Regions from separate parts of the Mus musculus genome. Here region 2 is linked to region 1. The links are chromatin contacts, found by Hi-C or POLR2A ChIA-PET in ENCODE. All regions are on one chromosome and are shown on one strand. The core of a region is the stretch at or near the end of the contact, and the rest is flanking DNA. Distances in the headings are between cores, read along the strand shown. Region 1 holds the start of Btd (biotinidase). Region 2 holds the start of Ncoa4 (nuclear receptor coactivator 4).

What was found. Hi-C counts contacts between places; a loop is a spot of excess contacts on that map. ChIA-PET counts read pairs that join two places held with the same protein, here RNA polymerase II (POLR2A).
Region 2: a loop to region 1 is called in a map of v-Abl transformed pro-B cells, with 2.6 times the contacts of the local background. The contact joins the promoter of Ncoa4 here to the promoter of Btd in region 1. A Hi-C loop is called at or near these places in 2 of 37 maps with a recorded cell type or tissue (regulatory T cell and v-Abl transformed pro-B cells). POLR2A ChIA-PET finds 5 or more read pairs at or near these places in 2 of 5 experiments (Patski and embryonic stem cell).

The regions. Positions count from the first base shown.
Region 1 is chr14:31,638,839-31,645,403 of GRCm38, forward strand. It overlaps Btd (biotinidase), which reads left to right and starts at 2,219. Exons shown (of 4, transcript NM_025295.4): 1 at 2,219-2,297. The coding sequence starts at 2,287. It overlaps Hacl1 (2-hydroxyacyl-CoA lyase 1), which reads right to left and starts at 2,127. Exons shown (of 17, transcript NM_019975.3): 1 at 1,951-2,127; 2 at 1,656-1,760. The coding sequence starts at 2,040.
Region 2 is chr14:32,158,074-32,165,663 of GRCm38, forward strand. Ncoa4 (nuclear receptor coactivator 4) reads left to right here and starts at 1,814. Exons shown (of 10, transcript NM_001033988.2): 1 at 1,814-1,937. Msmb (beta-microseminoprotein) reads left to right here. Exons shown (of 4, transcript NM_020597.3): 4 at 1-254. The coding sequence ends at 123.

The sequences.
Region 1 (6,565 bases), core at 969-3,468:
TATCCCTCTCTTCTGCCGCGTATACAGTCCACATCATGCATACAGTACATACTTAGTGCATGTCTACTGCATGAAGAAGAAACAACGGGCAAACATACTCAAGAAAAATAGTAAAATACAGATCAGCACCTATCCTTTCTCATGCAGGTAAAAGAATAGAAGGTTATTCCACATAGGAAAACTGAGAGGTAAGGGTACAGCTCAGTGGCAGAGTGCTTGCTTTAGTGTGCACAAGGGCCTGGGTTCAATTCCCAGCACTGGAAAAAACAAAGAGGTAAGGGAATAAAAGTGTAAACAACACAAATTAATACCTACCAGTTTTCTGATTAAAAACACTCCCTATAACTTTCAAGCCTTATTGATAAAGGTCTTTCAATTAGCAAATAGTGTAGTACACACCTAGATTACATAGAGACCTCAAGTCAAGTCAGTACTGTGGGGATTTGAAAGCAAATGAGCCACACCCAATGGAACTCACATCGGATGGCAGAGAAAAGGGGTCAAGAGCGTGGATCAGGACAGCAGTGACGGCAGCAGAAGGGACAGCTGTGTGTGTGTGGGGGGGGGGTGTGAATCGTGTGTGCCACCCATGAAGGTCAGAAGAAATCGTTAGATCCTTTGGAACCAGAGTTATGGGAGGTCGGGAGCCACCACGTGGATGCCAGAAATCAAATCCTGGTCTCTGAAAGAGCAACAAGTACTATGAACTGCTGAGCTAAGTCTTCAGCCCCAATTCTTAATCTTTTAAATTATTTGTGTGTGTGTGTGTGTGTGTGTGTGAGAGAGAGAGAGAGAGAGAGACAGAGAGACAGAGAGACAGAGAGACAGAGAGACAGAGAGAGAGAGCGCCTGTCTGTGTGTGTGTGTAGGTCCAAAACAATTTAACTCAGCCTGTGTGTGTGTGTGTAGGTCCAAGGACAACATGAATCATAAATCAGAAACCGCCTTCATTTTTCCATACAGGCCCTGGAGATTACACTCAGGTTATGAGGTTACGTGGCTTTGTAGAACTTCACTGAACCACTTCATCTGCACCAGATACTTGATATTTTTGCCTGGATTGCTAAGAGAGGGTAATCCTGGGCTGCCAGAGAAAATACTTTAAGTGGGTTCATAAAATGTCCTTTGGTTTTCCCTCTCCCAGGTAAGACCCCAAAGGAGGGAGGCATAATGCTGAGGGAAAGCACCAAACTGGGGTTTGAGAGCCCTGAGTTCCAATGACGGCACTGCCGTCTATAATGTCTTCCACTTTATGTTGCATGAGTCCTGGCCTTCAATCACTAATCACTCTCTGACACCTGTCATGTACAGGAACTACATCAGATGCTGGCAATACACTTACCTAGCGATGAATCAATATGCCTTCTCTGCTAGAACTAACAGTCTAGTAGTGAAGTAAGACTACCCCTTTCGATTCTGATATTTGGATGTGGCAGAGTACACTACGGTAGAAAGGTATAAGCATAGCTCCAAACTCAGAATACCTGAGTTCAAATGCCACTACCAAATGACTCGCGTTGGGCAAGTTTAACTTAGTCTCTCTCTTCTCATTTTCCTGTCAAGGAGGATTAACAGTGGTACGTGCAATGCTTTAGAAACGATGGGACGCTGTGTGCATCGAATGGCTGCCATTTGGTCCCTGTGTCAAGACTCACCGCTTGCTCATTCCGCATCCCAATGTACTTGATGCCCAGTTCCTGGGCAGCAAGGGCGATTTCGGTCACGGGGATGCCTACGACACCGAACATGTACTCCACATCCTGAGGGTAGGAGGGAAAAGGGGCAACAAACAACTATCATCAGGTGACCCAGCCTTCTTGCCCTCCCGGGGGGTCCAAAGGAAAGACCTACAGGACCCCCGCCCCCGCCTCCTTGCCCTCCGTCTCTAGGACAACGCGAGGTCCCCGTCTGCTTCTGTAGAGCCTTTCACACCCGAGGGATCCATCGTACTTGAGTTTTTAGAGCCTGGGCGATGACTTTAGCACCAGACACCTGCTCCTCGCTTCTGTCGCTACCCTCTGCGGAGTTACTTTCTGGCATCTTCCACCTAAAGTTACTTCAAGGCACTCTCGCAGCTCACAGCTTCACTAGCCTAAGAGTTGTTGTTGGTGACACCCGCTTCTGACAGACAGGAGGGCAGCCCAACGGATTTAAGCAAAGGGGAGAAGGGGCGGGACAAGAAGTCAGTCCTTGGTGAGGCGATCATGTAAGCACGCCCATTCTCCAGTCAGTCTTTTCCGGACTCCGCCATCAGCAGGAGGCGGGACGAGCCGGAGGCCGCGTCCTATGCGAAGCAGGTAAGAAACCCAATCTCTGAGGATGCTCGCCTTGGTTTTGTCCTCCACTAGGGTAGCGATACAGCTCAGTCCGGTATGGAGGGGATGGCACATCTGGAGGGTGACTGCAGAGACCAGGCGAGGAGGGGGCGTGGCCCCACCGCGCCTCCCCGCCCTCGCCGGGGCTTCCCGCTGATTGGAGGCAAGCTACGCAAAGGCTGCTGGGACGCGGGTAACTTGGAGAGTGTAAAGTTGGAAAAAAAACAGGCTTTTGGGTACAGTGTCGTGCTCCTGTGCCCTCTGATTTTATAACTCTGTGGTTTTGCACCCCACATCATGTGCACGTTCCAGAAGTCTGTGAGCAGAGGTGTATTCTTAATCAGAGATGACACCAAAATTGCTCAAGAGATAAACTTATTAACACCGTAGCTGCTCCTGCCCTCTGCCTGGTTTATATTTACTTATTTTGTTCCAGTTGGGTATCACTAAGGTCTGTTAGAGCCATTGCTTAATAATTAATGTATGATTGCTTAACTTTTACCAAAGTAATAGTGTTGGTTTTCTACTTACTGGTTCATGGATTAGCCTGCTTGACCCCTGGCATCGCGTGCTTTGTAGACATTAGTGGATTCTTGGCCCCTTAACACCGATTGCTTTCTCAGAATTACTGGCAGAACACTTTATGAAGGGCAAACTGGACCCTGATGGGAACAAATCACTGTGATTCAGATCGAATGGGCTTTTGTTTGTTTGTTTGTTGGTTGGTTGGTTGGTTGGTTTATATTTATTAAGGATCAGTCTTCAACTGGCCATTTTTGCCATTTGGCAAAGAGAAAACTCATTGAGCTGGTTATTGCCTTCGCCTAGCAGTTCAAGGTACAGCGGGCCTTGCTTCCCTTGCCTGTAGAGATTAAGCAGAAGTGACGTGACTGTCTTCCAAGTGCAAAGTCACTGCTGTTCCATCCAACTTCAGTGTAAGGATCCCAGGCGCTGTAATTTATACAGAGCACTCTGTGTGGACTTGGAATATGTTAATCATACTCCCTGTTATTTTTGTTGGCAGTATGCTTAAAATGTTATTTGTTATTTTGGTGAGATTTGGCATCGTAGCGCCAGATGTGGTGGCTCACATCTGTAATCCCAGCACTTGGAGGCAGGAGCATGTCGACTTCTGCGAGTCTGAGACCAGCCTGGGCTACCTAGTGAGTTTCAGGATAGCCAGGGCTATGTAGAGAGACCATGTCTTTTAATTACTCAAAGAAAGAATAAGTCATAAAAGCAATACTAGTGACTGACCCTAGGACTTTGCACATATTAGTCAAGCACTCTACCACCGAATTATATCTCAGGCCCTAAATTTTAACTTTCTTAAAAATCAGACGGCAGGGGTTGGAGAGATGTGTTTAAGAGCAGTGACTTCTTCCAGATGACCTGATTTCCAGCAACCACATAGTGTCTTACAACCATCTGTAATTCCAGTTCTGGCAAAGCCAATGCCCTCTTCTGGCCTCTGAGAGCACCAGGCACACACGTATTATGTAGACATACATGCAGGCAAATAAGCCATAAACATGAAAAATAATAATTAATAAAGCCTTAATAATTAAATTAATTAATAATAATTAATAGCATTAGTGACCTGTTCTCCACAGAGCAAATCCAGGCCTCAGAGTCCAGATAGTGATTGCTTTAGGGATCTAGCTCTGGGATGGTGAGGAGTTGCTTGACAACTTTCTTCCAAGTGGGTGAAGATAACCTCAAAGTAGCTGGATGATCTAGAAAGAGTTGTAAGACGGGTGTGGTGAGGCCGACCTATGGGACCCGTACTCAAGGAAGCTAAGACAGGATCTCACGTTTGAAGCCAGCCTGGGCAACAGTAAGACCCTGTCTCAAAAATAAATCATATTTTAAAAAGAGTTGTAATATGCATAGGGAAGATGAACTTTCAAAAGAAGGCAGCTGCTATAGGCAGTGACTCCGTGGGCCCCCAAATTCTGACTTTTATCTCAGTCCGTTCACAAGAACACTAGGGATCCTGTGCTCGTTTTTAAACCTAACCTAACTGAACCTGTGAAAACCAGTGCACGCTTTGCCAAAATGTAGTGCTTGGTCATTAAAGAAAGAAAGAATCAGGGTTATTTGTCCTCCCAGCTTCATTTTGTCGTTATGGAGAATACCAGGAGTAAACGCATGCTAGGGAGCAGAAGTTTATTTTTTCTTACACTGCCAGGTCACAGACCATCTTTGTGAGACAGTTGTCAGGGCAGGAACTGAAGGCAGGAACCACAGAAGAACCTAGTTGCTGGCACACTCTCTGGCTTCTCCCAGACTCATGCTTAGCCAGCTTTCTCATACGGCCCAGGACACCTGTCTTGTGGCTAGGCCCTTCTGCATTGGTTAACATTCCTCTTGGTTTGGCCCTCGCAGACCTGCCCACGGACCAACCTGGTAACGTGAGTTTCTCTATGAAGCCTCTTTTCTCAGGTGATTTTAGGCTGTGTCAAGTTGTAGAATGGCTAAAAATGAAATTGGTTGACAATTAATAGAAAATGGAAATTGAATACATGTCTTCTGTTATGTGGATTGAACCAGCATCTTGTGCATGCTAGGCAGCTACTACTATACCACCATAGTATTACTATGTATTTCCAGCAACCATATGATGTGTATAGTATTATAGTGTAGTATACCAACTATAATATACTATACTATACCACTATAGTATTACTATATAGTATTATAGTATACAATACCACTATAGTATTAATGGATTATGAAGTCTGATTTAACCCTGACCAATGCTAATTTTCTTATCTATACCTCTATAGTAACTGCCCAGTAGCTTAGTAAAGTAGCTTGCCTTCTTACATTAAGACAAGGTTTCTTTAAGCTATCCAGTCTTCCTGGCTCGGCCTTCGGAGTACCTGAGATTACAGCACTATGCCACCTGCGATCAAAAGGCCAGGAATAAAAATAAAAAAGGAGGAGCTGGAGAGATGGCTCAGTGGTTAAGAGCACCGACTGCTCTTCTGAAGGTCCGAAGTTCAAATCCCAGCAACCACATGGTGGCTCACAACCATCCGTAATGAGATCTGATGCCCTCTTCTGGTGTGTCTGAAGACAGCTACAGTGTACTTAGATATAATAATAAATAAAAATCTTTAATAAAAATAAAAAGGAAACTTATATAAAGCACTATCTTTCAAAACAACACTTAAAAGTATACCGCAGGCAGTTTGCTGAAGGAAACATGCCAACAGAGGCTGAACAGGCAGAAAATGATGTAATAACGTGGGCCGTTGAGTAAAACTGACTGAGTTGATTTTGTTTGCTTCTCAAAAGATTTATGAACTGTACAGAAGCAAGGCTTAGAGCTAGGCTTGAAGCAACAACAACAACAAAAATAAAAACAGGTTTATATTCTGGAGCTGTCAGGGACAGCTTTTATATAACTCAGCAGTAAGAGTTGAAAGGCCCTGAGCAGGCTTCCCTGGTAGCCTCTGACCTAGAGAACGCTGGATTCCTGCCCAAGGCCTCAACTTTGCTTTGCAGTTTAATGTCCCCATGACCTAGCACTGAAGCAATGAGCACTATGGAAAGAAAATAGAAAGAGTCTGGTTTCCCTGTTTTATCTGTTTTTTTTTTTCCCCTCTGTGAAGTTGAGAGAGTTTCACATTAGCAATAACCCACCACAGTGATTTTCTTTTTTGTATATAAAACGGTGACAATTCTAGGTGTGACATGAAGGCGTGGTATGGCTTAGCAACAGAGTGTTTCTCCTTGGAATAAAACTGCAAAGTTCCCAGAGTGTGGGGTTGGACTGGGAATATTTCATAATGAAAGACTTAAGTCCATAAACTTGTTTCTTCATCATAACCTTTGAGCTCCTTCTTGGGGCTTACTGATTTATTATAGTTAATATTTATGATATCTCTCAGACACATGGAAGGATGAGAAGTTACTACATACCATAAACCAGCAGCTAGTCAGTCCATAAATACACAAATGGCCTCCTTTGTGCCCCTCCCTGACTGCATCTCCCTTCCCATCCTACAGAGGGAGCCATTGCTTTGAATGTAATGTTTCTGGTACCCGCATTATCCACTTTCCATAGGATCTTAATCTATTTCTGTTGTGAGAGAGTACACGAGAGTAGCAGTTATTTATTTGCTCTGTGGTGCTGGGAAGGCAGTTGCTCTATCACTGAACCAGATCTCTGACCTTTCCCCTGTTTTGTACTTTGAGACAGGGTCTGTGAGTTTGTAGCCCAGGCAGGCCTTGAACTGGTG
Region 2 (7,590 bases), core at 564-3,063, 520 kb after region 1:
AGGCCTTTGAGCTATGACAAAGACAACTGTGATGTACAATTCCACCCAGAGAACTGCACCTACAGTGTGGTGGATCGGAAGAACCCAGGGAAGACCTGTCGAGTTGACAGCTGGACTATGTAAATGTGCTTCGTGTGGGCCCAAAAGTGGAGTAACATTTGAACCTTGTATGATTTAAATTTACCAATCATAAGCTTGCAAGGAGGTGACCTGTAATCCCAGCACTCAGAAGGCAGAGGCAGCATATCTTGAAAAACTCAAATAAATAAAAAAACAAACAAGTAAACAAGTAAACAAGTTTGCCAACCATATTTGTATTAACTTAATGCATGTTATACAACCAAACAAATCAACCCAACAATACCAGGTACCAGTTACAGCATCTTTCCTGAGCTCCAACAGGTGTCATGCATGTGTGCTTTCCTATGGGGCCCACATCCATTTCCACCACTTCTACAAATAAGGCTCTTCTGCCTGCATCTTGTTTCTGGTTTAGGCTAGAGAAGTGGTTCAGTGGTTAAGAGCCCCGAAGCTCTTCCAGAGGTTCTGAGTTCCCAGCAACCACATGGTGGCTCAGAACCATCTGTTTCTGCTTTACAATGGAAAAAAGCATGTGTGTTCATGATGAAACCAGACTTCTTCTTTGTCCCTGGTACTCTCATTTATCCTTCCTTCCAGTTACTTAGGTACCCCCTCTTTATCGAGTCCCCACATCACACTGTGTTTGCATAAGGTTAGAACAGGTTAGAGATACTGGAGAAGGGGCTCTCTAGACCTCACGCAGTCTGACAGGAAACTCAGAAGCCGGACTTCTGTGGGTGGTGGGGCCTAGCTCTAGGGTCAGTTAGGTGTGGCATACAGACCAGCTAAAATACACTGACTTGAAACTGTAACATTAATTCTGACATTTATTTACTCAATATTTAAAAAAAAATGTAGCATGTTTTTCCTAAGTTATAAAGCCCATCAGCCTTGTCTTAGTCACTGTTTTATTGCTGTGAAGAGACACCATGACCATGGCAACTCTTACAAAAGGAAGCATTTGCCTGGGCCATCTTTACCATTTCAGAGGCTTTGTCCATTATCAGCATGGCATAAAGCAGGGTGGCCTGCAGGCAGAAGTAGCTCAGAGTACTACATCCAGATCCACATGCAGCAGAAAGAAAGAGTGAGCCACTAAGCCTGGCTTGGACTTCTGAAGCCTCAAAGCCAACCCCCAGTGACATACTTCCTCCCCCAAAGCCACACCCACCCCAACAAGGACACTCACTCTAAGTAGAGCCATCTTCTCATCAGTAAGCATTCAAACACGTGAGCCCGAGAGGGCCATTCTTACTCAAACCACCACAAACCCCAGAGGAAAAAAAGAGTTTATTTTCTTTATTTGCATGACTCTTTTTTGCCTGCATATATACATCTGTACCGTGTGCACGCCTGGTGCCCTTGGAGGTCAGAAGGCACTGGAACCAGGAGGTATGGGTGGTTGTGAGCCATCCTGTAGGTGGCTGGGAACCAAAACTGGGTCCTCTGCAAGAACAGGAAGTGCTTTTTTTTTTTTTTTTCAAGACAGGGTTTCTCTGTGTAGCCCTGGCTGTCCTGGAACTCACTCTGTAGACCAGGCTGTCCTCGAACTCAGAAATCCGCCTGCCTCTGCCTCTGCCTCCGGAGTGCTGGGATTAGAGACTTACTGATAGGCACGAAAATGATCCAGACTAAGGGCAGGGAGTGTTACTGCATGCCTCCACGTTGAGCTCTAAGAAGACTTTGCGCAGGCGCGGAAGGAAATCTCGCGAGACTGTCAGAACACTACCGAGAAGCGTGGTAGGGAGGCCATCCTATCGCGAGAACTCTGTCTTCAGGGTCCGGATCCTTCCACGGCTAAGTGTCTGGGTCGGTCTAAGGTCCGCTCGGATCACCGGAAGGAGCGCTGCCAGCCGGTAAGGACGAGAGTGGCCGGCGGGCGCGCTTCCTCTTCTGCCCTGTGCCCTTCTTCGCTCCGGCCTGTGGCCTGTCCTGCCCTCCCCTCCATTCTTCCCGACCCTCGGGTCCGGGACCACCATCCCACCTGCCTGCACGCGGGGCCCAATGGCCCTTCCCTTCCCCAGGTCACGTCTGCTGTGATCGCCTCTCCAGTCCCCGCGTCGCGCCAGGCCAGAGCTCCTCTCCCTCCCCTCGTCCCGACGCTACCACTTTTCCTTCATGCCCAAGCGCTGGATCTGTCTTCTCTCCTCTGTCCTGTCGACATGTTTCGTTCCTGGGCCACGATTGCAGCCTGAATGCTTCTCTTCCATCCCTTTCCCTACATTGCCCTGACTGTCCTCTGGGTTTATAGCGGTGACAGCCCTGTTTCTCTGGTCCCAGGCGGGCCTGGTTTCCATTACTGACCCAGTGCACATTTGCCCCTATTCCTAGTGGTTTGGCAAGGTGGAATGACTTCTGGAGGCCCACTATCCGTTTCCTTCTCCCAGCAGTCCCTTTAAATCGTTTGATTCGTCCCTTCAGCTGATGAGAAGAGAGAGCTTGCAGAATCATTAATTCATAGCTCGGGCGTTCATTTGCTATATGCTTAGGGTACTGAGGATATAGTAATGTAAAGAAGTGGACGTGCTCCCGGCCCTGATGTGACTTAGCCCTTGCGGTGGGAACAGTATGGGTTTAAGTGCTACAGGCTGGAACTTGGGAGGATGGCTCAAGAATGACAAGTCAGAGGGGCTGGAGTTATCTGACCCTCCTGCACACAGCTCTCCTGCTAGTGTTGTTTAGTAGGTAAGGGCCTGCCACCCTGGCGTCCTTTTGGAAGGACTTGACTTTCCACCCACTTGGTAATTTGGAGTATGGTCATAGACCTTTTGAGTTACTTCCCTGGGTGTGTATGGGACAGGTAAGGCTGTTGGTTCTCCGTTAGCATCCCACTGTGATGTTTCTGAACTTTTAAAGTACATTAGAACATTGGAAAGAATTTCATCCTGTGTGACAAACAGGAGACTAATTTGTACTGCTCAGCAGGTCGCTTGATTTGCTCTGTGGATTTTTTTGTTTGTTTAAGAAGAGTGTCAGATCCCCTTACAAGCCATTGTGAGTCACCTGATGTGGGCCCTAAGAACTGAACTCTGGCCCTTTGATAACCACTGGGCCATCTCTCCAGCCTGGTTTGTTTAGTTTGCTTGAGACTGGCTGCAGGGATCCTGTTGGCTCTGCTGGGTTTACAGACGTACGTGCCACCACACCCAGGTGATTTGCTCTTTGCAAGATTTACTCGCCCGAAGAATTGTTCTGCTAAGTGAGATAATGGGTAGCTGCTGGCACTAACAGTCCCTGCATTTAGATCTCTTTTTTCTTTTTTTTTTACCTCCTCCCTTGGGTCTTTGAGCCTTTCGGAAAATAACCTAGACATTTAAAGTTTTCAGATTGAAGTTTGATGATGACGAACGTGTCTGTCTCTACAGTTACGTTATTCTTTTGAGGAAAATTACCGAACTACAGATGAACTAAGATGCTTCTTAAAGCATCTTGTATCTAGTTTTAGAAGTTAACTTGACTCCCATGGCCAGTTTATGAAAGCAGTGCAGGTTGCTTGTGTCCCAGGGATCTGTATGTAGGTCTTATAGAACTCTGGGTGTCCCGGCACACACCCCTTCTGCACTTGAGAGTCTCTCAGCTAGCTTTCTGGGCCTTTGCCCACACAGTGTTAACACACCGGTCAGTACTTATAGCAACTCACTGAGCCTGTTAGCCACCTTTTTTTACCTGTGCTTCTTATTTCAGAAATCTATTGTTGTCTGTGAATCAGTGGCACAAACGTTCTGCTAGATGGCAGATTCACCATCGTCTCCACAGGAACAACACCACTGTGCCTTTCTGTTCAAGACCTTAAATACTTGAATGACTACATAAACCTTAAACGGCCCCTTCAAAATACCTGGTGCAGATGAGGGGTTTAGACTCATACTAGATCATAGCCAAAAGGCTAAGAGGCAACCAGACTCAGACTTTTGGGTGTAGAAGCCTGTGACTACAGGTATCCTATTTAACCCTGTTAAGCCTATAAGAGTTGCTAAGTTGAGCTCTTCTGCTCTAGGTGTGTCACCAGTGGTACTCTTGTTTCTATGCTTGTCTCTTAGAGGGGCTGTCAGTTGTCCTCAGCTTGCCTTCTGTGACTGTTAAATCTAACACTTCAGACATCATTTGTAAGCTTATCGTCTGTATACCTGAATTAGATAGATTCACAGGCAAGTGAGCTAAATAATTACTGTGTAGGTATTCTGTTTTTAGCTAGCATGAACCACTCATCAGGTGCTCATGACTGTCTTCCTCCAGGTTGGCTTTGCTTGGCTTGATTGCGCGGTAGAATCAACATGTTTTTCTGGGGGACCAGGATTGCACTTGGGGCTTTTGAGCTTGTAGTTCCTCCCATTTGGCATTGCCTTGATTGCCCTACAGACCGAGCAGTTTTGGTTTAGTGTTGAGTGAGTAGGTTAAATGGGCTTAGCTTGTGTCAGTAAGTATAGCATAGTCTTTTAATACGTGGACAATTACAGCTTCCAAAATAATTCAGGTATGTTTTGAGTTTTACTTTAGCTATATTGCTAGTCCCTCAGGCAATTTCTGTGGTACTTACTGCAAAATCTGAGGGGGGAAATGTTGAGTTGGCTGTAAATACAGTGCACATTTTAACCAACAAGCCCATTGTTATTTTGAGTTTGTGGAACTAAGATTTTTGGGTCTGGCAGTTTTAAAAACTGCCTTTCTCAGCACTCATGCTAGGATTGTGATTTCTGTGGAGACAACCCTCATCAGTTCTGTATTGTTTGAAAACAAGAAATTAAGTTTTTCTGGGTGCTGTTGCAAGGGTTCTGGAAGTCCAGAAGGTCTACCAAGAGGCAGAATACTGAGTTCAAGACCGGCTTGAACTACAGGAAACTGTCAGAAACTAAGGGCTAGGGCGTGGCTTAGTTAAAGTGTTGTCTAGCATATACAAAGCTCAGCGTTGTACCTCCAATATTGGGGGGAAAATGTGTTGGAAACATTGTCCTCTTCTAAATTACTTTCCTAAATTAATACTACAGGTTTTAAGGGGACAGCATCAAGTTGATTATGTTTATAACACAAAGATTTATTTTGCAGCTGCTCTGAATTTGACCATTAACACATTATTTATTCATCCATTAATAAAAGATGTATTAAAGCACAGGTTGGTTCAAGACCAAGCATTGGTACAAGTGCTGCGGGTCCTTTTCTTATTTAGGCCAACTCTGTTGCACATACAGCACGCGGGGAAGGTTGTTAGTGCCAAGGTACAGATGATCCCAAGCTGTGTGTATAGTGCTGTGTGTTCTAGCTGGGAGAGCCTTCAGGGTAAGAAAGCAGGCCTGACAAGAGAGGCATGTATTCAAGCATTGCTTCTCAACCTGTGGGTCTTGACCCTTCGAGGCGTCAATGACCCTTTTGTAAGGGTCACTTTAGAGCATCAGAAAACAGATATTTATGTTATGATTCATAACAGTAGCGAAATTAGTTACGAAATAGCAATAAATAATTTTATGGTAGGAGGTTGAGAACCACTGTGTTAGCGGGTTCTTACTGGAAACCTGTATAGATAGTAGGCACAAGAGGGCAGCATGACAGTTCTATTGCCTGGTAATATTGAAGAATCGTGTATTTGACCAGGAAAGGCTTTCTATTGCTTATAACTTGAAAAGCAGACGGCTAGAAGGGACTAACGTGGCATGCTGGCAGAAAGAACTTGGAGAACCAAGCTGGACAAGACAGGGTGGAAAGAGGGACTTCTTAGTTTACTAAAATGGAGATGTCAAGACTCAGACTAGCTGTATTTCCCTTCCCCTGGTATTTTTGGACAGGGTCTTGGTGTATATAGGTGGCTTTGAACTCACTAGCCCAGTATGGGAAGGGTGGTTTTCCTGCTGTAGCCTGCTGGCATTACCTTGCTTAAATGTACCACTGACATGAAGTACAGAGAGCTGTACATTTTTCATTCATTTAATCTTTGTATCTTCACCAAATGTGCTATCCAAACAGGATATCTGGAACTAGCTGTTTCTGTCTTCCTTTTGTAATGAGTGTATGACTTGGGATCTCAAACTGCGTTTCAGGGTAAAGGAGGTGATGCTGATCTGGGATGTTTGAGTCTTCTCTCATGGTTTTGCTTTACTCTTAATGTCCACAAAGTCACTTTATATGTATAGGAAATAGAAAATAAGTGTCTGATGGGGCTCATACCTGTAATCCTAAGTACCTCCAGAGTGCTGAGTCAGCTCACAGGCCCTTCCCTCCACTCTGTAAGGCTGGAGGGATTCTGACCACACCTCAGGAAAGAATGCTCTAATTAGTCTGAGTGAAGCCAAGTTAATGAGTTTATTAAGTAGAGATAAGAGATGTCCACCCTTCTGTTCTGGCAGTAGACATCAAAGGCATAGGTGAAGGCGTCTTCAGAGTTCTGCACGTACTTGTCTTTACCATGATTTATGCGGTATTGCTCAAAAGTTGTGATTATGACAAAGCTTAAAGATTAAGTAAGCAAAGTTTAAAAGTTGAGTAAAGTTCAAACATTACGTAAAAAAAAAAAAAAAAAGCTGGTTTAAAGAACTCGTGTTTGTAAATGGCTGTGGTGGTTCTGTGAGGCATGTTGTTGGGGCCAGGGGTGAGAAGAGTTAAGATGGTCAGGACCTCAAATAAGCAGAGGGCTTTTGTTAATTTGTAGTCTTTGAAGTGTACCAGGACTGACCTGGAGTTCTGTGGCAGGGCTTTAACTCTGGATCCTCTTTCCTCCTGACTGTTGAGATTACGGGTTTGAGTACCGCAGCTGATGCAATTGGTTGTTTCTGATACCCTTTTCTGAAATGCCTTTAGGAAAACAACCTCTGGGGCTGGAGAGATGGCTCAGTGGTTAAGAGCACTAACTGCTCTTCTGGAGGTCCTGAGTTCAATTCCCAGCAACCACATGGTGGCTCACAACCATCTGTAATAGGATATGATGCTCTCTTCTGGTGTGCCTGAAGACAGCTCCAGTGTCCTCATATACATAAAATAAATAAAACTTTAAAAAAAGGAAAACAAGCTCTATCTCTGTAGGCAGTTTCTGTTTTATCATGTATGTTGTATGTTGAAGTTTCTTTACTTTCAGACAGGAATTGTAAAGTAGATCCCAAGGTGAGGGGCACGTTTCTCTTTCTGTATCTGCCAGTTTCAGCACTCTGGAATCTTAGGCATTTGCTAGAGGCCAGCCTTAACTACGCAGCAAGAGTTTTTCTGTTTCTTCCCTCCCAACCCCCCATCCCAGGTATTTGCTGTGTAGTTCCAGCAGTCCTGAACTCGCCGCGCTCTAGACCAGTCTGGTCTTTAAAACAGCCTGTCTCTGCCATCCAGCCAGTAACAGCTTTTCTAAGCGTAAAAAGGAAGAAGTCTCCTAACTAACCAAGTCAAAATAGCTCTGGGGAGAACCCCAGTCGGCTGCTGGACCGTTATCGCGGTCGCTGCGGGCCCCGCTTGTTCTCTGTAGTTAGTGACTTGCTGCTGAGACCTCTTGACCGCCGCTGGGCCCGGGGAGGGGCTGCCGAAGGCCCCAGCCTCGCG